6 separate regions of the Homo sapiens genome follow, and regions 1, 3, 4, 5 and 6 are each linked to region 2. The links are chromatin contacts, found by Hi-C or POLR2A ChIA-PET in ENCODE. All regions are on one chromosome and are shown on one strand. The core of a region is the stretch at or near the end of the contact, and the rest is flanking DNA. Distances in the headings are between cores, read along the strand shown. Region 1 has its middle 42 kb from the start of MIR3122. Region 2 holds the start of ATF3 (activating transcription factor 3). Region 3 overlaps RPS6KC1 (ribosomal protein S6 kinase C1). Region 4 holds the start of RPS6KC1 (ribosomal protein S6 kinase C1). Region 5 has its middle 85 kb from the start of MIR3122. Region 6 overlaps LINC02608 (long intergenic non-protein coding RNA 2608).

Region 1 (4,102 bases), core at 785-3,284, 490 kb after region 2:
GAATTTTTCTGGGGTATGTGTCCTTAGATTTCAAAGAGTCTCAAAAATGTGGATAACCTCTAAACGTTAAGAAATCCTGCTCTGTCACCCAGGCTGGAGTGCAGTGGTGTGATCCTGGCTCACTGCAACCTCTGCCTCCTGGGTTCAAGTGATTCTCCTGCCTCAACCTCCCAAGCAGCTGAGACTACAGGACGTGCCACCATGCTGACTAATTTTTGTATTTTTAGCAGAGATGGGGTTTTGCCATTGTTGGCTAGGCTGGTCTTGAACTCCTGACCTCAAGTGATCTGCCTGTCTTGGCCTCCCAAAGTGCTGGGATTACAGGCGTGAGCCACTGTACCCAGCCTGTTTCTAACACTATTGCATTTAATCTGATAAATGAGTAAGACCCAGTTGTAGCCACAGAAAAACTAATGGAATTCAGAACACAGATCTCACCATTTTTATGCTTTAGACATTTTGCCTACAGGGAAGCCTGAAACCCTCTTGATTAATCAACGACAGAGAAAAACATAGAATGCTCTGACTGCAGGACAATTATCTCTGGGCACAATAGAATTCCACCCGGTTGGGCTTATCACAGAAAGGAATCTGTCAGAAAGTTCCCCCAGTGTAGTGATGACCATTACCCAACACAGTGATGTCCAGACTATCACATAGAAGAGGTCCACACCTGTGGTCATAAGTGGTTTGGGTCTTAGACTGGCACAAACCAGAGGTCAGCAGGTGGAGGATGGGCCAACTGACAGAGGCAGAGACTGTGGGGCTCTAATCACTGCTGTGCTATAAAGTTCTTATGACCATTCAGTGCAAACCACTCAATCTCATTGGATTCCAATTCCTTTACTTATTTATTTATTTATTTTGAGACGGAGTTTCGCTCTTGTTGCCCAGGCTGGAGTGCAATGGCGCAATCTTGGCTCACCGCAACCTCTTACTCCTGGTTTTAATCAATTCTCCTGCCTCAGCCACCGGAGTAGCTGGGATTACAGGCATGCGCCACCACGCCTGGCTAATTCTGTATTTTTAGTAGAGACGGGGTTTTTCCATGTTGGTCTCGAACTCCCGACTGCAGGTGATCCACCTGCCTTGGCCTCCCAAAGTGTTGGGATTACAGGCGTGAGCCACTGTTTCTGGCCCCAATTCCTTTATTTCATAAGCATATTTAATATGAGAGAAATTGAATTCCTAAGAAAAAATCCCAAGGAATCAATAGGATATACTTTTAAAGAAAAAGGTGGGTCAGCATATAGGAAATTAAGATATTAATGGCTACTCACCTAGAGCCCAGACTTGGGGGATCTGGATGGGTCTAAGGAAGACTGGAGATTTAAGGGAACCAGATCTACTATCCAAGAGCCATGAGTATCCCCAGGGCTGAGTCTGGTTCTATCTGTTTAGCAGAAATTAACCCAAAGGCTGGTCTCAAAGGTTCTCAGGGCCAGTTAGCTCAAGTTTCCAGAGCACTGTGCTCAAAGGATCACAAGTTTGACCTTTGTGATTATGCGACAACTAATGTCACTCTGTTTTCACATTAGACTGAGCCCTAGCTGTAGCCAGGAGCATCACTGGGGACACATGGAGGACTGGCTGGGAGAGTGTGAGTGGCATCCCTGCCTTTGGAAACCAGCTCAAAGTCCACTCTAGCTCAAACTGCTCACTTTAACAAACACCTCAAGTTTGTGTGTGTTCCGCATGTCACCATCATTTTAGGTAATTTTCAAAGAACAAGTGAGCAGCGAAAGAATACAAGGCTCACTCCTAAGGGACTTCAGGCTGAGGCACTAGCCCAGCTGGGATGACCAATGAGATTGACTCCTTCAAGAAGTAAGAACTCCTTTAAGAAGTAAAGACTCCATTCTCCCTGTCTTCGGTGAAGTCACATAACTCGTCTTTCTCACAGGGCCTGCCTCTCTGGGCACCTCAGCCAGTGCCTGCAGGGCTGGTTATCCAAGCTCACACTGAGAGCTGTCGCTGAGTGTCAGGCACACAGAACCAGAGGGCTGGGCCTTTGACAGCAGCTCCAAAAATAAGGTGCCAGGCCCTGCTTCTCACTTTCCCCTTGTGCCCTGTGAGCTGCTGGCATTGCCTTTGGAGCCATTACTCAGCAGGCTGAATGTAGCAGAAATAGGATGCTGCTTTGACTCAGGAGCCCAGATTCTTTCTCGGGCTGAGTCCTGCAAGCCTGTCTCTTGCACTGCAGTGGAGGGCCCTGGCAGGGCTATGTGGGGACATAACCTGGCCTCTCACTCTCACTTCCTGGCAGGGCAGTAATCCAGGACAGCGTTTTGCTGCTAACTATCCCTGGGCTTTTGCAGGTGTCTCTGTGCCCCTGGGCTGTACAGCACCAGCTATCTGGTGAACACCCTTTCCTTACCTCCTCCATTCTTTTCACACACACTCCTTCCCCCTTCTCATCCTAAATGAAAACCTGGCCTGCCACCAGGCCCCATCTCTCTTCCTCAGGGTCAGAACAGGCTGACATTCTCCAACCTCCTGACCCCAGCTTCTCCAGACCCCGGCTTCCCCACCCTTCTTGGGCACATCATCCTGTTTTACTGCTGGCTCAGTCCACTCAACTGTTCGCTGGTGTCCAGCACATTCTCTTGCCCTCCTCAGTGGCTTAACACCTGCCTTGTAGCTTTCATGACAACTTCCTCTTCTGTCACCTGTTTTTTTACTTTTCTGGTATCTTAGCTTCACTATTGTTTTCTAAAACCTACAAATAACATCTGCCCAACCTGTCATTCACTGTAACAAATATACTTTGGACATGGGCATCAGAATGGCCCATATCATACCAAATTCTTACAACCCTACTCTGACCACAAACATCTTAGCTTCTTTCTACCTGTCTGCTTCAGGTAATTCTTCCTCACCTGCTCACCCTTCCCAGAATCTCTTGCACCCTCCACATCCAGCCTGGATCCCTTGGCCTGCCGTTTCCAGGGTGCCCATGGGTCCCGCATACTTTCACTCTTCCCTGGGTCGCCTGTGCTGACTTCCCACCTTGGGTAATCCCTACCTCAGTTTTCTTTGGCTCTGCTCCCAGATTGCTGAGTGCAGCTGAAAACGTACAAGCTCTCTGTGGTGTTGGAGCCTTCAACAACCCATTCCATTAAGACCATGTGTGTCTGACTGTCTTCCCCACCATTTGCACTTCAAGGTAGGGACTTTAGCACCCCCAGGATAATCATAAAAAGTTAAAATGTAGTACACGACTGACACTTGCCTAGGCACCTTACATATATAGTAATTTATTTAATCCTCCGATGACAACAGAGAAAGCACTGTTATCACCTTTCCTGTTTTTCAGTGAGGACACTGGGGCTCAGAGAAATGAAGTAACTTGCATAAGGTCACAGGATCAGTAGATAGCAGAGTCAAGATTATGGTATCTGGGTGACACATTTATACTGTTCTCTTCTTAAGAGCTCTGTGGAAAGTTTGCTGACTTTCATCAGAGCTTCTGCTGCAGCTAGCAATCTTTTAAATCATCCCCAGTTCACTCTTAATTGGACGTATGTATATTTCTTTTTTTTTCTTTTTTGAGATGGAGTCTTGCTCTGTCGCCCAGGCTGGAGTGCAGTGGGGTGATCTTGGCTCACTGCAACCTCTGCCTCCCGGGTTCAAGTGATTCTCCTGCCTCAGCCTCCTGAGTAGCTGGGATTACAGGTGCGCATCACCATGCCCGGCTAATTTTTGTATTTTTAGTAGAGACGGGGGTTTCACCATGTTGGCCAGGCTGGTCTCAAACTCCTGACCTCGTGATCTGCCCGCTTTGGCCTCCCAAAGTGCTGGGATTACAGGCGTGAGCCACTGTACCCAGTGGATGTATGTATATTTCATTTCTGACTCTTTAATACTTCTGGTAAATTTAGACCAGAGATCATTGCTCTCTGGTCCCAGTGGGCATCTAGACTCTCAGGGCAACCTTCCATGCTCTTCTTCCTTGTGTTTGACTGAACTAGCTCCCAGATGAGCTTCCCTCAGGGCCCCATGTGCCACAACCCCAGATACCTCCACTGTTCAGCGGGGCTGTGCTGTCCCAGTTCCCATTCTCTAGGGAAGAGAGAAGACATTACAATTGTCATGATGGTTA
Region 2 (4,089 bases), core at 105-2,604:
GGAAAGAAAGCTGGTGAGGGAAAAGATGCCCTGCAGAAAAGTCCCCTTTCCCCCACTGTCTGGACACTGGTGAATGACATTAGATAGAGACCCACCCCATTCAAGTCCCCTCACTGGCTCCTTTTCTCCCCACTACACCACTCCAAAATCTGAAAATCTCCAGACAGAAAGGACCTTAGTAGTTATCTGGTCCAACCACTGCATTGTGCCCTCCAACACGCAGAGGGGGCCGGTACTGCCCATGTGCCCTTATTTCCCGGCTCCGCATACTGAGGCCCAACGACATCGATTGCAGTGTAAGCGCTCAGAGTCCTGGCACTAGACCACAAAGCCATTCTCTCAAATATCTGCACAAGTGGCTCCACACCCTCGCTTCCCCGCCACGGTGGGTCTCCCGCGGACCCGCCGAAGGAAAAGCCAGAGTGAGAGTCCCAGGTGTGTGGGAGTCCCGGGCTCGGGGTCCGGACACCAGCCGTTGCCGGGAGCCCTCCCCGTCTTCCGCCCCGGGACAGCGCGACACCAGCGCTCGCCACTTCCAAGCTTATCCCAGCTAACTTTTTCTCGGGGTTGCCTTCACGGTCCTGCCGCCAGTGCTGCGGGGTACCCAGGGCGACCCCCAGCGGCCGCGCCCGGGACGCCTCCCGCCCTCTCGCCCCTTCCCCATTCATTCCTCTCGGCGCGTGGGGCAGCCCTCCCGCAAGCCTCCGGCCTTCGTGCCTCTCTGCGCCCCCCCCCCCCCACCCGGGAAGGATCGGCTCCCACAGTGCCGTGTCTCGAAGCGAGGGATGGAGCGGGACGGCGAGCGAGGCAGCCTCGGACACCCCAACGCACCCGCCCACCCACCTTACGCCCTCTCCCAGCCGGGCAAGCCAGCGCCGTCGGCGGAGAGAAGCGGCGCTCGAGGCTGGCGGCAGAGTGGACGCCCGACCTCCGTCACCAGGAACCTTTCGCGCCCCAAGTCAAAAGAGAAAGTTAGTTCTTTCGCTTTGCGGGAAACTTTTCGAAGCGCCGAGGAGCAGCGGTGGCTTAGAAGAAGTTTAAGCCAGAGTTATTTCCAAGCCGGAGGCTGGGGGCGCGGATCCGGGGTGGGTCAGGGGTCGGCGGACTGGTTACTTAGAGGGGCGCGAAGGGAATGAAGGCGAGCAGCCCTCGTCGCGCTCACTCCCTCGGCTTCCAGCGCTCACCTCCAGGCTCCGCTCGGGGCGGCCAGGGTCGGGACGGGGTCGGGCGGGCTGTTTGTCTGGCCGGCGGGCGAGCACCGAGGACTCACGGCCGGCGCGCGGGCTGAAGGGTGCGCTCGGGCGGCGGCGAGAGAAGAGAGCTGTGCAGTGCGCGCCTGGCTGCGTGCGACTGTGGCTTGGAGAGCGTTGCATCACCCCTTTTATAGCCCTCAGGCTGGCGGCGCGGTCGTTTACTCCGTGTTGCCAGTCCCAGGCTGACGTAATGCTATTAATAGCTTCCCGGGAGAACCGGCCGAACGGAGCGGAGGAAGGGGGGTGGAGGAGGGGCCAAGGCGGGGCCGAAGGCGGGTGGAGAGAGGGGGCACTGGTGATGCAAGTTCGGGGAGGAGCCAGCCCAGGCGCGTTCCCCCAGCCTCGCTCACTGAGACACACACCAGCCCGCCCTCTCTCTCCATATCAGGACCGGAGCCGCCCGGGATAGCCGCCAGATGTGCGTACTCGCTGCTGCGTGTTCCAGGCATGACCAATGGTGCCCAAGCCAGCGGCATGACTCCACCGCGCTGGCATCTGTCCCTCCGCTAGGTTGAAGAGCGGGGGGGGCGGGGAAGGTGGGGAGGCGGGTCCCGGCCCCAGCCCAGACTAGGTGAGGCTGGGAAGCGGGCACGACCTTTCTCTAAAATGCGTGGTCATTTTCTGGAGCTTCAGGAAAATACCCCCTCCCCCACTGGCCTCCTACTTCTCTAGCAGGGGCGGAGTAGGGGCAGAAGCGTTAGTCTGTGGTGTGGGGAAGGTGTCCAAAGTCACCCTTCGGTGTATCCACGCCGTTACCCGCCGGGTGTGACCTCTGCGGCGGGGACCGCGAGAAGCCCGCCGGTTAACACAAAAGCGGAGGGCAGCCCTCGGCTGGCACCGTGCGCCCGAGCCCGCAGCCCCGGACACTCCACATGGACGCACACGCAGGACAGCTCCGGGCTCCGAAACTAGGGCGAGTGGTAGGACCGTATCGGTTCGATTTTTTTTTTTTTACAATCACAAAGCGTTTGAAATTGACAAGAACATGTCAGTGAAACCAACAAGAGCGTGAAAAGATCGGAGTCCAGGAGGAATCAGAGGCAACCCGGTGGGAGGGTAGGAGGGGGCGGAAGCCAGCGGCCAGGAGGAGGGGGAAAGAGAAGGTGCTTTGGGGTCCGCGAACCTGCCCAGGCCTGGGGGTCGCCCCGCTCTCAGGCAATATTTAGGGAAAACCCATGTTCAGCTTTCACGTGTTCTTCTGCTCCCAGAGCCGATTGGACTGGGACCGGACGGCCCGGAATGGGGACGCAATGACCACAGGCGGAACCCGCAGCAGAAATCCCCTCTGCCCTCAAGCCAGGGTGGCGGGAAAGGCGGGGCCCCGTGGTCCGAGATTCGAGCTGAGACCTCAGCAGAACTGGGTTTGAACCTTAAAAACGATTTCCTGGTTCTTATTCCCCGACCCCAACAATTTCTGCTCAGAGAGCGGCAGAACCAAGGAACCTTCTTGACTGCCCGTGGATGACTATTTGTAGACACAAGTGTGGCCTGGGACTTTCGCACCTGCCTGGGAGGGAGACCTGCGCGGCCGCAGGGTGTGGGGGCACGGTGAAGGGCAGAAACACCTGCTCCTTTCCACCTGCCTCTGGGAGAGAGGCGGCCGAAGGTCACAGTTTGGTAATTTGGGGTAGAAACTAGAGGTGTCTGGAGCCTGGGTCTCACTTGAAGTCCCCAGTTCCCCCCACCGGGGTTCCTCGCCGCCAAGCCCGACCTCACTCAGACCACCCACCTCTCCACGGGCCTGGGAACACGCGGAGGGCGGCCTCGGAAGTCTTTGCGCCCCGGCGGACCCGGGAGCCCTGGAGTTCCACGCGGGATCCTCCGAGATCCTGCTCTGGACCTGAACCGATTTCCAGCGGCGTCGCGCGGGAAGTGCAGGGCGGGTGTTTTCGCTTTACTTTTCGCCCTGGTAACGGCTCTCCGGGCCCCACCCTCCGCTTCCACGCCCTCACCCCCGCGCGCCGCTCAGCACACCTCCACAACCCGCCCTCCCGCTGGAGTGCGCGCAGGTAAACCCCGGGCGTGTCGGAGCAGCCCGGCGGACACCGGGCGGGATTAGGTGGAGGAGTGTTTGCATTTGAATGAAGTTATTTGTTATCTCTACTTAGCTATTTTATCTACTTATAGATTGTTCTGGAATAAATAGCACCATTATAAAGTGAAGCAAGGAGAGGAGGGAGAACACGTGAAGCTTTTTACTCTTTCTGCTGTGAAACAGAAATTTTGACCAGTTTACAGGTTGAACTATGATTCCATTAAAACACCCAAGCCAGATCTGTGGAGATCTGCTCCTGTCCTTAAGGGGAAATTCAACTTAGGGCGTCAAGTAAACAAACAGCCAGACCGTCCTCCACAAAACAATGCAAGGGAAGGATAATTGGGGTGGGGGGAGAAGCCCCCAACACCCCGGTCGGGTTATTCTTATTACCATTGTGCCTCCAGTTCTTTTTATCAATCTTGCTTCATTCTAATTACTCTTAGTTTGGAATCTCCAAGTTGGATAGAAATGCTGTCAGCTGTTCACGGAAGTCTGATCCTGATATTCTAAACCCGAAAAGTGATAAGAATCTTGACAGAGAACTAAGTCCACTCCCACTTGAATGAAACTCTTACCCAGGGAAAACGAAAACTACTCCTGCCTGCCTCCCTCCCCTCAGCCCCCAGGAGAACCGTGAAATGCCTGCTGAATTGAGAGACTGGAAAAGAACAGAGCAAGGCAGAGCCCCTGAGGTCTTTGCCACAGGAGAGTGATCAACATCTGAGTCCTTTGCATCCTTATTTTACCCTGACTTCAGTTAATGCCACCAATGTCCAGTGTGCACACTCTCAGCACACA
Region 3 (4,149 bases), core at 1,394-3,893, 460 kb before region 2:
GAAAGGAAGTGAAAAACAAACTCTAAGTGGTGAATTCCTCTCCCAAATGAGAATTCTAATGTTTAAATACACTAAGTGGGAAACTAAAAAAAGTACTGTTATAATTTCAAGATTATTCTATATTTTAAGAAGCCAACTAAATAGAAAACTTTTAAAAATTTATACCACTTCTAACAAAGAACCATGCAATTGTCTAACTAAAAGACACTTACAAGAGTTTTCAGATGAATGGTTCACCAACAGTTGTTATTATAAAAGAGTTTTCCCGAAAAAAGGACTAAGAAAATGGCAGAGAGTATGTTCATGGATAGGTTGGTTCAGGATTCTCCCTGGAAAATGGGAACATCAAGCTACAAACTACAGCACAGCAATCAGACAATGCATTCAAAGGAAATACACCCATTTTCAATTTTAAGAGTTGTAAACTAGAAATCTAAAGAATAGTTCACACTCATCAATTGATACAAGTAAAGACAGAAAAGTACTTTAATCAATGGTGCAAATTACTTTCACTGATACATATATATGTATGTATACATTTTTTTCTTTCAAAATAACAATATTACAATATTCTTTCTGTTTCCTGGTAGGGAATGAATTGTCTTAAAACCCATCAGGAAAATAGTATTAAATCTATTTTTTTTTTTTTTTGAGACAGAGTCTCACTCTGTTGCTCAGGCTGGAGTGCAGTGGTGCAATCTCAGCTCACTGCAACCTCTGCCTCCCAGGTTCAAGCAGTTCTCCTACCTCAGCCTCCCAAGTAGATGGGATTACAGGTGCCTGCCACCATGCCCAGCTAATTTTTGTATAAAAATATATCTGTTTTAAATCATAGGACAAAAACAACTATGAAATCAGACATAGCCAGAAATGATAATGTATAAAATTTAAATATTATCTAAACCTGGGGCCATACACTCATATCAACCAGTACCAAACAGTCACCTTAAATGTATGAATCAAGCCAGGTATTTTCTGTAGAGTAGTGGGACCCGTGGCTAAACAGAAACAACCTACCACCCAAAGACATTCATATTTAATTGTGGAAAAAAAAAAAACAATACTGTTGCAGAATCAGGACTGTAAACTTAAAGTATCTGTTTTAAACACATTAGGGAGGCGGAAAAAATCCTGATATATGTCCTTCTAGTCTTAGTGAAATTGAGCAGGGACTAAAATGAAAATAAATCAAGAAACATTCAAAGCAGCAAGCTCCTCAGTAAGGATTCCTAAAGATACACAACAAGCACAAAGTAAATACAAATAGAGAATTCCACAATTTTAAGCAAAACATAACAGGCTGGTACCATTATAGAAAGAAGGAAAAAAAATGAAAAAATGCACAGAAGAATCTGCAAAAGAACTTACTAACTTAAAGTTTAAAAAAAAAGAAATATCTATGCCTAAAGCAGTTTTCCAAGATGTCAACATGTCAATTCAATCTAAAAGTGAAAGTAGGCAGAGACCCATAATTTACTGTTAGAATCTTTAAAATAAATATTAGTTACCAAATACTTTTTATTACACAGGCATTATGATCTTGAAATGGGTAAATAGGGGCCCTTAAGTGATACTGAAATCTTGTAAACACTAGTTACCAGAACAATGATCACTTAGTAAACAGCACCATAATTCATTAAATTCTTATTTATATAACTTAACACCTACTAAAACTTAACAATTACTTAGTAGGTCTCAAATAGGACACTTCAGCTACTGTTTTGTGAAATGAAGACAATCTTCACGCAAACATATAAAGACTGATGTACAGGCCAGGCACAGTGGCTCACGTCTGTAATCCCAGCACTTTGGGAGGCTGAGGCAGGTGGATCACCTGAGGTCAGGAATTCGAGACCAGCCTGGCCAACGTGGTAAAACCCCATCTCTACTAAAAATACAAAAATAGCTGAGTGTGGTGGCAGATGCCTGTAATTCCAGCTACTCGGGAGGCAGAGGCAGGAGAATCACTTGAACCCAGGAGGCAGAGGTTGCAGTGAGCCGAGATTGCGCCACTGCACTCCAGCCTGAGCAACAGGAGCGAAACTCCGTCTCAAAAAAAAGAGGTTGATGTACAAATGATTCAGGCAATTTCCTCAAAAAAGCATTTAGTTAAATTTTTATCAAATACATAAAATAAAATCTTCATATAAATGTTACCTCCTGGACATCCTCTGGATTTCTTCGTGAAACAACCTAAAACAAAACATACATAGAAATCTCTAATCATTATCAAAATTTAAGATTTCATATTTGTATAATTAACTTCCAATAGTATTTGTATGAAAAATTCAATTTGCTTAAAAAAATAAACACTATATCATTTATCCAAAACTCAGCTATATAATAACTTCACTATCTGAAATTCATACTGTTAAATCAAGTTTAACCTAAAGTTACCTCCCTTAGGCTACATATTTTAAGTTTGGCCTAAAAGTTTCTCTGTACATAATGAAAGAGAAATAGATATGTAAATAGATGTGTAAAGACTGTAACCTACTCTGGCGCCAATCACCAAGTTTTGGCCAAAGAGAGCCAACTGTTCAAACAGTGTTCAAATAAGGCAAATGCTTAGTTGGAACCAATACAGCTGTTTCAGTTTCCTTTTCTGTACATCACTTTCCTTTTTCTGTCCATAAATCTTCCACCACATGGTTGCGCTGGAGTCTCTCTGGACCTACACTGGCTGAGGAGGCTGACCAATTTGTGAATCATTCTTTGCTCAATTAAACTCTGTTAAATTTAATTTGGCTAAAAATGTTATTTTAACAATACTAAAAATTAAGCAAAAAAACAGCTAAAAGTAAGTCCACATGCTAAAGTTCATATATTCACTACATTCTTAAGAAAAAGCATCTGGCCTTTACTCTTACTTAATTAACATAATTCTAACAAGTTTGTTCACATCTCCCCTTCCCAGCAAGCCTATATACAAATTAGAAGCATAAAAAGCAGCTGCACTTAGGCAAAGTGTACAAGGGATCTCCCTACATTATTTCTTACAACTGTATATGAATCTACAATTAGCACAATAAAACTTTCAATTAAAAAAAAGCAGCTACAATGCTCGGACACAACATGTGAGAAGTATGAGAAGTAATCACTGGCTACCTATGATGAAGAAAACAAAAGTAATATAAATTATTTACAAACATTCAGGGACAAATAATCCTTCTATCAATACTCCCTAAGCAAAGAGGAAAAGGAGAGATTCCTTCAGACTTCCCTGATGACAAAGGCCAAAAAGTCTAACACCAGGTAAAAAGATTTTTTTCACAAAACTTTTGAAAAGGCTAGGTGTTTAAATCATCAAACAGCATCCTAAATTAGGAAAATCTCACATTAGATTACATAATACGGTACCATCCATGTAAGTGTCAAATTAACGGTTTTGAAGCTACAATGGTGTATTTTGCAAAAATAAACAAAAAGATAAATCAGGCTGTTCTGCCTATGGAGTAGCCATTCTTTATTCCCTTACTTTCTTAATAAACTTGCTTTCACTTTAAAAAAAATTTTAAAAAAAGATAAATCAAACACACATTAAAATGGTTGCCTAGGAGTGTGAGGAAGAAAAGGGTCTTTGATATCTAATGACAATACACCATGAACTAGGGATTATAATCCATTCAGCAACACCCCTAAAGTCCAAAATAAGAACAAAAAATAGAGGATGTAAAGTCAGACAAACCTTGGTTCAAATTACAGTTCCTCTTACAGGTTTGATCTCATCGATAAAACGGAGATAATACTAACTGCCTGGCCTGGCTGTTGTGAACAACAAATAAGGACACAGCAAGAACTCTATAATTTAAAAGTTTCCTGTCCCCTACCAGACAGGTTAACCATTGTAAAAGGTCCCACCTAAGAATTCCAGAGAACAAATATCTTGCACTCTATTCTCCAACTTTCAGAATATATAAACTTGGTGAAATCTTGTAGTAATTGTCATTAATTTATACTACAGTGCTATGCAATAGAACTTTCTGTGATAACGGAAAAAAAGGTTCTCTATTTGCAGTGTTCAACACAGCCACCACTAGCCACATGTGTGTGGCTACTGAGCCACTGAAATATGGCTACTTTGAGAAACTACATTAATTTTATTTCATTTAAATTAATTCAAAAAAATTTTTGTATTAAAGAGACAGG
Region 4 (3,951 bases), core at 1,430-3,929, 440 kb before region 2:
GGTTACTGTAAGCTGAGATAGCGCCACTGCACTCCAGCCTGGGCAAGAGAGCGAGACTACGCCTTGGAAAAAAAAAAAAAAAATTCTGAATTTGGTTAACCTTTCCTTTTGTAAAGTAACAATACAAATAATTATACTCAGTGCTTCCAATTCCAGTTCCACACACATTCATACCTCCAGGTCTTTATGGACTCTACCCCTTCAACTGTCTACCTTTTCATACCCTCTCCTTTTCTGGATTCTTCCCCTCTTTCAACTATCTTGATTGGTACATATTCCCCAATCTCTTGATCCAGAAGCAATCTGTCTTCCCACAGCCCTTTTCTGTAGTGTCTGCTGGAACTTCCTGTGTTATATCACACTTAAGTATACTAAACTCTCTTCTACTATGAGTATCCTTGAAAGGAATAAAGATCCCTGCTTTATTCAGCCTTATGTCCCTCAGTATTTAGTGCCTGGATCTAAACATTTATTGGGTGTGCTCCGTACAATGAAGAGGAAAACATTCAACAATGTTTTTCAGGCACTGTGTGCCATGCACATGCATGTTCTTTTATCTATTATTTGATATAAGCAGAAACAAATGCCAATGATAGAGAACTGCTCTAAATCCACTAAGAGACACAGACATGCAACTAAATTAATACAATATAACTTTCCTGTTAAATTAACGGATAAGTAGGATGCTGTGAGAGAAACATTACGTATGTTGAAAACTGTTCTGATTCCATACACTATGTGTTAGGAAACTAAGCCTAGATTTTCAAAGGGCCCAATGACTAGAAAGGTTTCAAGAGTGGTATAATAAGGGCCCCTCACTCTCACAAAATTTCTTACACAACCTGAAACTAACATTCCACCCATGTAACAACCTTAAGTGCAAGCAGGGAGCAACAAACATCCCTCTATTCTCCGAACAGCAATCGGCAATAGCAGGTCAGGTCTTCTCATTATCTTTATACAGACATGTTCATCTATCCCTCCTTCTCACATTTATCTGAATTGTGCACCATTTCCATACATCACGTGCCACTCCCATGCCCCAAACTGATCTATTTAACCTTTAAGATTCTTCTCAGGCTGGGTGTGGTGGCTCATGCCTGTAATCCCAGCACTTTGGGAGGCCGAGGCAGGCGGATCAACTGAGGTCAGGACTTCGAAATGAGCCTGAGCAACATGCAGAAACCCCATCTCTACTAAAAATACAAAAAATTATCAGGGCATGGTAGCACATGCCTGTAATCCCAGCTACTCGGGAGGCTGAGGTAGGAGAATCGCTTGAACTCAGGAGGCAGAGGTTGCGGTGAGCAGAGATCATGCCATTGCACTCCAGCCTGGGCAACAAGAGCGAAACTCCGTCTCAAAAAAAAAAAAATTATTCTGAAGGCCTGCTTTACATCCTCCAAATGTATATTGAACTACTGTTACTTAATCTGTACCTCTCTTCTTTAAAAATTGATAAAGTTAATTATTAACATTTTATATAACTTGGAGTTAGGCAAAACTGGTTTCAGATCCCAGACAGATCTGCTACTGCCTTGCAATGTAAAGTTGGGCAAGTTACTAAACTTGCTTTAATCTATTTCTTCCTCATTAAAATGAGAATTAAATTGGGTGATGTGCATAAAATGCCTACTATACACATATATTCATGCACACATACGTCACATACATATATACTTATTTAATTTTGATTTATTCTTACTTTCCTAGAAGATGCAGACTCTCTTTAAAACTCAAGGCAAAAGCAATGAAACATAAAGTGGGTACTAAAAATTGGACCAGTTAGTTGATGTAAAGGAGCCTCCCAACTTTAAAATGTGCCCTCATGGTAGCTCACACAAGCCACCCTCAGCAGATTTTTTTCACGTCTCCTACTGAAAAACATGAAAAACTCAAAGGTTTGACAAAGCCCGGATCCACAGTTCCTAGGTTGGTGGCCTAACACTGACATCTGTCCCAAGAATCTGTCTTTCTCACAGCAAACCTGATAAAGGTCAAGAGAAAAAACAACTTATATTACATAAGCCAAACAATACATAAATTAACACTTTTTAATCTGCATTATCTTCCTGGAGCAAGCAAAACCACTTCTGCAAATTGCGAACTCAGAAGAGAAAGTCCAAACGGGATGGGAACTGAGTCATCAATTTAAAACCATCAACCACTGACTGCCCCACCCCCAGAAAGAGGACTCTACCACGACCTACTACAGTGAAGCCCTGGGCATATCACACTCAGCCACTACTCTAAAAATCCCAACCTCCGACACCCAAGTCCCGCCAGTAGGAGCAGCACCCAGTCCCACCCTCGGCTCTGAGCCAGAGTCAGGTACCCTCACATCAGGGTCCCCACCCCAGATCCTCAGGTCCCAATCCAAGCTCTACCCCAGCCCGACACCGGCACTCACCCGGGCGGTGACCTTATATACTGTGTAGCCCCTCGGGTGTCGCTGGGGCTCGGTGACAGTGTAGAAACGGGCCAGGTCGGCACTCCGCTCCCGGTAAGAGGTCATCCTCCCGCCGCCTCTGCCGCCGCCGCCACCCGCCCGGGATCATGAGGGAAACCCGGCGCCGCCGCGGTCCAGGTTCCCCAACGCAGCGGCGAAGCGGCGAGGGGGCGGTGGCTCCAAGGCGGCTCCACGGCGGCGCCTCAGCTGCACAGCTCTGCTTCCGGGTCAGCAGAGAAGCTTCCGGGCCAGGCTATCTCCCGCTTCTAGGGGGAGGGGAGACTCCTCCTTAGATTCTAGCCCCTTTGGGGCACCTGGGACTGGCCTGTAGTTGAAGACTAAGGGGTCGCGCTGCCACCCCCGTCACTGCGGAGACCTCAGGCCTCTCCACTAAAGACGACCTCTTGTACGCTAGCTCCGTCACCTTTTATGAGATTTTATGAGAGTTGGTATAGCCACGCCACACCGGGAGAGCGTGGTCCTCCCTGCCTCCGCCCCGCCGTGGTACAAACTTAAGTGGAGTGTTGAAGGGATGGAGAGATACCATAGCCTAGCACCTTCTTTCCTTACCTATTCACAGCCTATCATTTTAAATACCCACAGCAACATCTCATTCTCTGAGACATATCCCTTACTTCTTTCTAAGACGAATTTCCTTCCATTGAGCGCCTTTCTGTAACACATCTGCACAGCAAGCCCCCAACCCAAAAAAGCTCCCAAGCCAATATCAATCTTTTAAAAATCCCCACAGGTTCGAAAATCTGGAGTCCGCCTCTGGCTAGAAGAAAGAAATATGTCACTCGACCTCTCCGAGTCACTCACTACAGTTTCCAATTTCAGCTGAGGTTGTTATCAACGCTTGGCAGTTCCTTTATCTTTTTGTGATCAAGGTTCCTTTTCATTCCACAAAATATTCATGCCAAGTCTTTGCCATTATCCTAAAGACTCTGTTCCTCTTCCTTTTGCCTCCCTACTCTCCGCACCACCACTCTTCTTTACAGGGAAAAAAGAAGAGGAAGAAGCAGCTATGGCCCTTAGTACCAATTCCTTTGTCTTCTCACATTTCCATGCCAGTCTGAAACGTACACATATCACTTGCTCATTTTTACAGCTAATGACTCCACATGTGATCTGAATCCCATCCTCTTTGGCAAACCTTAAGACACTGTTTCAATGACATTCCAAATCTCCTTTCTGTATGTTTAATCTCTTTCTCACCACTGGCTCCTTCTTTTCAACCTACATATATCTAAGTCTATTAGTCATTCATTAAACCTGAATTCACCACCTACTATGTGCCAGACATGATGCCAATTTGGCATTGGAGTTACAAAGATAGTCCCTGTTCTCCGACCGGGCGCGGTGGCTCACGCCTGTAATCCCAACACTTTGGGAGGCCGAGGCGGGCGGATTACCTCAGGTCAGGAGTTCGAGACCAGCCTGGCCAACATGGTGAAACCCCGTCTCTACTAAAAATACAAAAAATTAGCCAGGCGTGGTGG
Region 5 (3,626 bases), core at 779-3,278, 450 kb after region 2:
TTGAGACAGGGTCTTGCTCTGTTGCCCAGGCTGGAGTGCAGTGGCACAATCATATCTCACTGCAGCCTTGACCTCCTAGGCTCAAGCAATTCTCCCACCTCAGCCCCCTAAGTAGCTGGGACTATAGGCACACACCACCACGTCTGGCTAATTTTTTATTTTTTTATTTTTTGTAGAGACAGGGTCTTACTATATTGCCCAGGCTGGCCTCAGACTCCTGGGCTCAAGCGATCTTTCCACCTTGGCTTTCCAAAGTGCTGGGATTATAGGCATGAGCTACCATGGCTGGCCTTGCAATATAATTTGTATATAATAAAATTTGTCAATTTTAAGAGTACCATTTGATGAGTTTTCACAAATGTATGGAGTCATGTAACCACCACCACAATAGCCATATAGTACATTTCCATCACCCTACTCTGGATCCTGTGCTGAGAAAGACTGAAAGATGGAAGCAGAGAGATGAGTTGAAAACGTTACTGTGGTAATCTCGGTGAGAGAGAACCATGGCCTTAGACCAGGTGGCAGCAGTGCAGGTGATGAGAAGTGGTCATAATCTGAATATATTTTGAAAGTAGGAACAACAGGTTTTTCTGAAAGACTGGCTATAAGGTGTAAAATAAGTCGCAAATGACTCCAAGGTTTTTGTCCCAGCATATTGAAAGGATAGAGTTGCCATTAATTGAAACAGGCAAGACTGTGGGAGGAGCAAGTTTGGTGGGAGGAGCAAGTTTGGTGGCAGAAGACGAGTTTGGGGTATTTTCAGTTTAAAATGTCTAACAGATATTCAAGTGTAGGTAGTTTGAAATACAAATAAAATGTCCAACTGATTGGAACAATCTAAGCAGGGGAGAGGTGTGAGTTAGAGAGAGATTTGAGAGATAAACTATTTCAGAAATAAACTATAATGTATCCATCAGGAAAGGATAGCACTCTCAGGGTGTTTGGTGGTGGATACAGACTATTTCAACAAGGGAGCTAATTAGCAGACACTGTCCAGAAGAGAGGCTTCCTGGACTCTCAGTGACTGAAACATTCAGAAATATTCCTAGACTATATATTGGTAAGTTATTATGTCCTCGGAGATTTGTAGGAATATCCCTCAGAACACAAGAAGTTCTGATTCTTGAATAGGCCTTTTCCAAGTTGATTGTTCCACATTTTACACAAGCCCCTTGTGGAAAAGGTGCCCAGTTTATGGTGATAATGATTACAGAGTCGTAGAGTTAGAGCTTGGAAGATATCTTAAAGGTTCTCTTGGTCCAACCTCACACCTATGGCATGGCTGATAGATAATTAGAGTCACATCCAATGGAAATGATCTCACATCTCCCAGGCAGACTCTTCTCCTGATGGTCAACTCCATTAGAAAGTTCTTTCATGTCGGGCATAGTGGCTCATGCCTGTAATCCCAGCACTTTGGGAGGCTGAGGCGGGTGAATCACCCAAGGCTAGGAGTTCAAGACCAGCCTGGCCAACATGGTGAAACCCTGTAAAAAATACAAAAATTAGCTGGGTGTCGTGGAGCACGCCTGTAATCCCAGCTACTTGGGAGGCTGAGGCAGGAGAATTGCTTGAACCTGGAAGGATGAGGTTGCAGTGAGCTGAGATTGTGCCACTGCACTCCAGCCTGGGTAAAAGAGGGCAACTCTGTCTCAAAAAAAAAAAAAAAAAAAAGTTCTTTCTTGCGTGAAGCACACATATGCCTCACTGTCGTTACATTTTTTTCTGCGTCTCAGAGACCCCGATGAATGCCTTACTACATTTAGCAAATGAGACTCAAAGTGCAAGAGCTTCAATGTGACCATAAGTTTCACCTTCACGGGGCCTGTCAAATGGTTTAGGTTTCAAAACTTAAGCCCTTGGCCTTCACTAAAACTTCCCAGTATCTTCTGTCAAGAGGCTTCCTGGACTTTTGAAGAGAAAGTAAACTAAATGGGTGTTTGTTTCTCATCAGTGAAAGCAACGTGCTTGCAGAGGCCAGCTGGTCTATTTTTGTCTGTGGGTGGTGGATGGTTGCCAGGATTGAGCAGAGGTGTTTTCCTGTGGTAAAGACCAGAGATGGGGGTTGGTGGAGATGGTTCTTGATGCAGGAGAAGGAAGATTCGTGAACAGGATTCAGAACCTGGGAGCCTGTTGAGGAGGTCCTAGGGCTACCTTCAAGCTCAGACCCCTCATTCGCCGCCTCACTTGCATCCTTTTTCAATGTGTGCTCAGGGACTGCTAAGAGACTCATTCCTCCCCTAACAGGCAATAGCTATGAGGCTTTTAGTTGGGCCAGGTCTTGCAGGACACTCATCCTTCTGTATGATGGTCTCATTGCTGGTATCCTGGGTCCAAGTGTCCCCTACTCATCCTCACTAACAGGGCTCTGGCACTGCTTGTTTAGATGCAAATGTCTGGGGTGGGAGGACGTAACCACCTATAGTGGCACAAAATGCCCAGGAGTCAAGTTAATCCTAAGGATTTGGGGACTAACTCAGATGCAAAGCCTGAGAAACACCTGTCCACAGGCCCAAAGAATGTCTAGGGTTTTAGAGCCATGGATTTGAGACCCAGTAGAGCTGGGACTAAATGAAAGCAGTTTGGGAATAAGCCAATGTAGGGTCCTGGGTTATTTTAGCATCTGCACTTTCTTTAAGGGCCCACGTGTATGTGGGATATTCACAAGTGTGAATTCAGGGTGGTTTTTTTTTTAAATTGGGATTTTTAAATATAGATTTTAAAAATATAGATAAAAATATGGATTTCTGGGCCTTGTCCTTAGAAATTCTGATTCAGTGAGTCTGAGGGGGACTCAGAAAGCTGTCTTTTGAAAACTTTCCCAGTTTACTCCGATGTGTGTTTGGGAATCATCAGCTTAACGAATTAGAGGTGGGGCAGACACTTGTCTGTCAACATCCAAATTTCCTGTCCTCAGCCTTGGTGGTGCGCTTGCCTTCATATTTCTTTTGCCTACCTGGATGACTCCTGCGACTTGATTACCTCCCTGCCCAGTCTTAGCAAAAGTGAGCTAATGTGTAAAGAGTGCTTAGCATAGGGCCGGTACTTAGTAATCACTCAATAAAAGGAGGTTGTTATTCTTATTATCTGTGGTTAAAATGATATGACATGCCTGAGCTGTATGACTCATTGGACCAGGCAGTAATATCCCTTGAACACAGTGGAATTAGGTCAACCTCCTACCACCACTAATCCTGGCATCTCTCCTCCCCCAGTGAGCTTCCTATTTGGCCCTGTTGGGTTCTCACTTGGTGCCAGTCTGACTTTCTTGGGTTTGCTTTCTATTCTTTTGGCAGGACCCAGAGCAGGTACAATTCCCTTTGTGTTTGTTTAGAAACTGCTCTTCAGTGGTTGAGAGGAGTTGGGCCTCCCAGTCACAGTGTTTTGGTGGTTTGTTTCCATTTCTCCTTTGTGGTTGTGTTTATGACTGTGGTACAACTACTTGGAACTGAAATGTAGTTTCTTTGGAGACAGGGGTATTCTGTAGACACGGTGAAATTCCTTGGACTTGGAGGGTCTCCAGAATGCAATACAATATCTCTAACTGGCTCTAGAACTACCCAGAGTGAATAGGATTCTATTGTTACAGCTAGAACTAGGGTGAATGAATGCAGGATTCTTCA
Region 6 (3,744 bases), core at 57-2,556, 370 kb after region 2:
TAATATGTTGATGTATAAATGAAAATGTTTTTCTATACACACATATACATTTTTTCCTTCTGAAAATAGGATCAGACTATTCATTCTGTTTTTCAAGTGGATCCTGACATTTAGCAACATACTGAAAAAAATCTTTCTATGTTAATAAGTATACTTATATAGCATTGATTTCAACAGTTATATGGTAATCTGTTGTTTAGGTACATCCCCTATGGCTGGATAGTTACATTTATTTTTCACTATTAACAGTCTTATAAATATACTATGTGCAAACATGTATGTTTTTTAAGGCTTCTGAGTGCACAGCCAGCAGCAATACAGCATAAGTAGGGAGGAAGGAGCTGTCACATCCTTCTTTATAGATGCATGCACTAGGCAAGCTCCTCCTAACAATCAGATGGTTACGGGGAACCATTTGATTCCCCTATGCCATGTGACTACCACCATCCTGGTCACAACTGATTGGATTAGCATCCTTTTCTCCCCTAAAAGCAACCATCTGGGAGTGGCCCAAAGCCTATGAGGGGGCAGGAGACCCCTTCCCTGAGAGGGATTCCTACCTTGGGTGGTGGGTGGACAAACTGAGCAGATTCTCCCTCAAGTTACTGAACACAACACACACAAGAGGCCTTTAGTCAGCAAGGGCAGGAGCAGGCAACAGTGGATTCCCCACAACGTCAGAGAGGAAGGAGTCCTATCCAGTGTGGTTCCCAGAGCCGCCCTCCCTGGCTCCGGCTAGTTTAACCTGGAGGGTGAAGGGACAGCCTCCAGAGCCAGAGAACCTGGCTTTGGATCCTGGTTCCATCACTTCTTACCTAGAGGATCTCTGGTTAGTCCCTTTGCCTGTCTGACCCTGAGTTTCCTCATCTGAAAATGAGGAGATTAACACCTACTACAAAAGGTCACTGTGAAAACTAAACAAAATAATATATTAAAAAGCCTTTAGAAGAATGCCTGGTATAGAATAGGTAGTATTATGCCTCTGCTGGGAAGGTTTGTTTTACCTAGAACCACAGGAGTTTAAGGAGTGCTATAGGTCACTGATACCTGCAAGGACAAACTGGTGACTTCGGATACCCTGTTATTATTAGTTTACTCTTTAAGTGTTTTCGTCTCCTCCACCAGCTTGGCGAACTCCTTGAGGACATGGGCTTTGTTTTCTGTTCCATTTTACCCTCCACTGTGCCTTCGCAGGGTAAGCTCCTAATCTGTGATTGATTCTGCTGATTAGTGAGATTGTCTTTTCCTTGTTGAGCCAGCACAGCCAGTTTGAACCAGTGTAGTGGGCAGCTGGCCCGGCAGCCTAGCTCTCCTCCCTCCATGACAGCCTTCCAGAAGTAACTCTCCCTGGAAGGCAGGCAGAGCACAGCAGCCCTCAGCAGCAAGTGGAAGCTTTGTGTTCAACGCAGAGCCAGCCAAACTCTTGGGACTGGAAGTTGTCACCTATTGCAGTTTGCAGGCTTGAAAAAACATCCCCATCGAAGCTAACCCAGAACCTCCTACAGCATGTGCCAGGGCTGACAAAATGTAGAGGTGCAAGTCTGTTTTAGGGACTGCTTCCTTCAGGAAAGCCTGCTTCCTGAGAAGGCCTGAAGGACACGCCGTGGCTTCCCTCTCTGGTGTGTCCTGAGGCTAGAACCCCAAATAAAGGGAATGAAGTCATGAGGTCAGTGAAAGTTGTTGGTCCTTCTCACCGATTCAGTCCCTCCTGAACTTGCCTGCTGGCCTACCTAGGCCACCAAACATGGGCCTTGAATGCCTAATTGCCCAGCAGCTACCAAGACACGGTTTCACATAAGCTGGAGAGAGGCTCAGCTAAACAGGACAACTAGAGAGGAAGGAGATCCTGAGTAGCAGCAGCAAGTTTGGAGCTAAAGGTGTCAGAGCACAGGGATTCAAACTTTTTTTTTTTTTTTTAACATTCCTCTGTGCCAGGTATTAGACTGGGTGTGTTGCATAATAATATGCATAATAATAATATTAAAAGCTAAAACATAGTACACACCATCTGCCAATTACTATGCCAAGCATTTTACACATATTAACTCATTTAATCATTACCAAAAACCATTGAAGTAGGTAGTATTATTATCTCTATTTTACAGATAAAAAAACTGAGGCACAGTAATTTGTTTAAGGTCTCACAGCTACTAAATGGCACACCTGGACATGCACATAATTCTACTGTTATAATTTGAAACTGTCCCCTTTGAAACTCATGTTGAAACTCACTCTCCAGTGAAACAGTATCAGGAGGTGGGGCCTTTCAGAGGTGACTGAGTCATGAGGGCTCTGCCCTCATGATTGGATTGACTAGTCCATTCCTGGGTTAATGGATAATAGGTTATCATTGTGTGAGTGGGTTAGTTATCACAAGAGTGTGTCTGTTATAAAAAGCCAGGTTGGTTCTCTCTCATGAGCCCCCTCACCATGTGATGTCCCAAGCTGCCTTGGGACTCTGCAGAGGGTCCCCATAAGAGGAAGGCCCCGACTAGATGGAATCCTTTGTCCCTGGACTTCTCAGCCTCCAGAACTGTAAGAAATAAATTCCTTTTTTCTGCCTCAGCCTCCCAAGTAGCTGGGACTACAAGCTCCTGCCACCACACCCGGCTAATTTTTTGTATTTTTAGTAGAGATGGGGTTTCACCATGTTAGCCAGGATGGTCTTGATCTCCTGACCTCGTGATCCGCCTACCTCGGCCTCCCAAAGTGCTGGGATTACAGGCGTGAGCCACTGCGCCCAGCCAAATAAATTCCTTTAAAAAAAAAAGTACCTAGTCTCAGGGATTTAGTTATTGCAACAGAAAGCAGACTAAGACACCTACTGGAAAGCTTTTCAATTAAAGTCTAATATGATCATCTACACATGTATACATTTAATTCTCATAGTAAGTCTATAAGCTACGTTAATGTGGTCTCATTTTACAGATGAGAAAACTGATGGTCAGAGAGGTTAAATATGTTCAAGTTCCATAAGTAACAAGTGGTGAATATCATGCCAGTCCTGTGTGGCTCCACCACACCCTGACACAAAAAGAAGACCTTGCAAAAGAACAGGAAAATGCTTAGTGGGCTTAGGAAAGGAGGCCACTGCAAAACCACAAAAATTGGGAATATGCTACCCTGCAGGAGGTAGCACCCAGGCACAGCAAAGGGTGGAGGCTCCGGAACCAATCTGATTACTTGCCCCACTGCAACTTTCCAATCACACCAATTAGCCAGATTGATTTAAATCTGATAGTGGCAGATTTCTAAACGCCTTTTACAAAGGTGAACCTGGCAATGCTTAAAAACTGGCTCTAAATGCAGCCAAATCTCAAATAGAAAAATCTCCAAGCTTTACACTCTCTGCTCACTTTCTAAGCCACCTATTTTTTTTTTCTTTTCTTCTCTCCTTCCCAGTTAGGATAATTAAGATCTTAGAATCATAGACCTGGAAGTTTAGAGATGATTTAGCGCCCCTCTGCTTGCTTTAAGGCTACTTACTGCAACAGTTACCTCCCTCTGTATGTTTAAACCTTTTCTCCCTGACAGAAGAAGGTTTGCCCTTGTAAATGGGATTGAGTGATCAGCTAGTGGCAGAGCTATTTTAAGGCACCTGCCTGGAATCTCACAATGGAGGGTGATGCAGAAGGCACCTCCTTAAAGATGGCTTTGTCTACCGACCCCCTACTACCACCACCACCCACCCAGGTCCTCATTGGGGAAGGCCAGAGGATCTACTCTGCCTTTTCCAAACCTAAA

The links. A loop is a pair of places that touch in the nucleus more often than their neighbours do. ChIA-PET counts read pairs that join two places held with the same protein, here RNA polymerase II (POLR2A). Pooled maps may share reads with other maps.
Region 1: a loop to region 2 is called in a pooled map of gastrocnemius medialis, with 6 times the contacts of the local background. The contact joins the enhancer-like site here to the promoter of ATF3 in region 2. A Hi-C loop is called at or near these places in 1 of 50 pooled maps. POLR2A ChIA-PET finds 5 or more read pairs at or near these places in 2 of 52 experiments (GM12878 and activated T-cell).
Region 3: a loop to region 2 is called in a map of PC-3, with 7 times the contacts of the local background. The contact joins the enhancer-like site here to the promoter of ATF3 in region 2. A Hi-C loop is called at or near these places in 1 of 168 maps with a recorded cell type or tissue (PC-3), 2 of 37 single-sample maps with no recorded cell type and 7 of 50 pooled maps. POLR2A ChIA-PET finds 5 or more read pairs at or near these places in 3 of 52 experiments (K562, PC-3 and activated naive CD4-positive, alpha-beta T cell).
Region 4: a map of mammary epithelial cell shows a loop between it and region 2 (2.9-fold over the local background). The contact joins the promoter of RPS6KC1 here to the promoter of ATF3 in region 2. A Hi-C loop is called at or near these places in 2 of 168 maps with a recorded cell type or tissue (K562 and mammary epithelial cell) and 7 of 50 pooled maps. POLR2A ChIA-PET finds 5 or more read pairs at or near these places in 5 of 52 experiments (H1, MCF 10A, Panc1 and 2 more).
Region 5: a loop to region 2 is called in a pooled map, with 4 times the contacts of the local background. The contact joins the enhancer-like site here to the promoter of ATF3 in region 2. A Hi-C loop is called at or near these places in 2 of 50 pooled maps. POLR2A ChIA-PET finds 5 or more read pairs at or near these places in 2 of 52 experiments (H1 and K562).
Region 6: a pooled map shows a loop between it and region 2 (2.3-fold over the local background). The contact joins the enhancer-like site here to the promoter of ATF3 in region 2. A Hi-C loop is called at or near these places in 4 of 50 pooled maps. POLR2A ChIA-PET finds 5 or more read pairs at or near these places in 3 of 52 experiments (AG04450, HEK293T and activated CD4-positive, alpha-beta T cell).

What each region holds. Positions count from the first base shown.
Region 1 is chr1:212,117,588-212,121,689 of GRCh38, reverse strand. No RefSeq gene overlaps it. Among named protein-coding and RNA genes, the nearest start is that of MIR3122, 42 kb to the right of the region's middle. Within about 2 kb of position 2,034, at least 6 of the 41 ENCODE cell types and tissues checked have a DNase peak (open chromatin) inside an H3K27ac peak, as active enhancers do.
Region 2 is chr1:212,606,026-212,610,114 of GRCh38, reverse strand. ATF3 (activating transcription factor 3) reads right to left here and starts at 1,354. Exons shown (of 4, transcript NM_001674.4): 1 at 1,185-1,354. RefSeq lists silencers at 533-712, 723-862, 1,483-1,692, 3,083-3,262 and enhancers at 973-1,032, 771-1,728, 1,729-2,686.
Region 3 is chr1:213,069,050-213,073,198 of GRCh38, reverse strand. RPS6KC1 (ribosomal protein S6 kinase C1) reads right to left here. Exons shown (of 15, transcript NM_012424.6): 2 at 2,158-2,193. Among named protein-coding and RNA genes, the nearest start is that of RPS6KC1, 20 kb to the right of the region's middle. RefSeq lists an enhancer at 2,459-2,758. Within about 2 kb of position 2,643, at least 2 of the 41 ENCODE cell types and tissues checked have a DNase peak (open chromatin) inside an H3K27ac peak, as active enhancers do.
Region 4 is chr1:213,049,969-213,053,919 of GRCh38, reverse strand. It overlaps RPS6KC1 (ribosomal protein S6 kinase C1), which reads right to left and starts at 2,679. Exons shown (of 15, transcript NM_012424.6): 1 at 2,411-2,679. The coding sequence starts at 2,515. RefSeq lists a silencer at 2,451-2,550.
Region 5 is chr1:212,161,138-212,164,763 of GRCh38, reverse strand. No RefSeq gene overlaps it. Among named protein-coding and RNA genes, the nearest start is that of MIR3122, 85 kb to the right of the region's middle. RefSeq lists an enhancer at 3,422-3,531. Within about 2 kb of position 2,028, at least 7 of the 41 ENCODE cell types and tissues checked have a DNase peak (open chromatin) inside an H3K27ac peak, as active enhancers do.
Region 6 is chr1:212,236,358-212,240,101 of GRCh38, reverse strand. LINC02608 (long intergenic non-protein coding RNA 2608) reads left to right here. Exons shown (of 4, transcript NR_125984.1): 2 at 1,126-1,195. Among named protein-coding and RNA genes, the nearest start is that of LINC02608, 47 kb to the left of the region's middle. Within about 2 kb of position 1,306, at least 9 of the 41 ENCODE cell types and tissues checked have a DNase peak (open chromatin) inside an H3K27ac peak, as active enhancers do.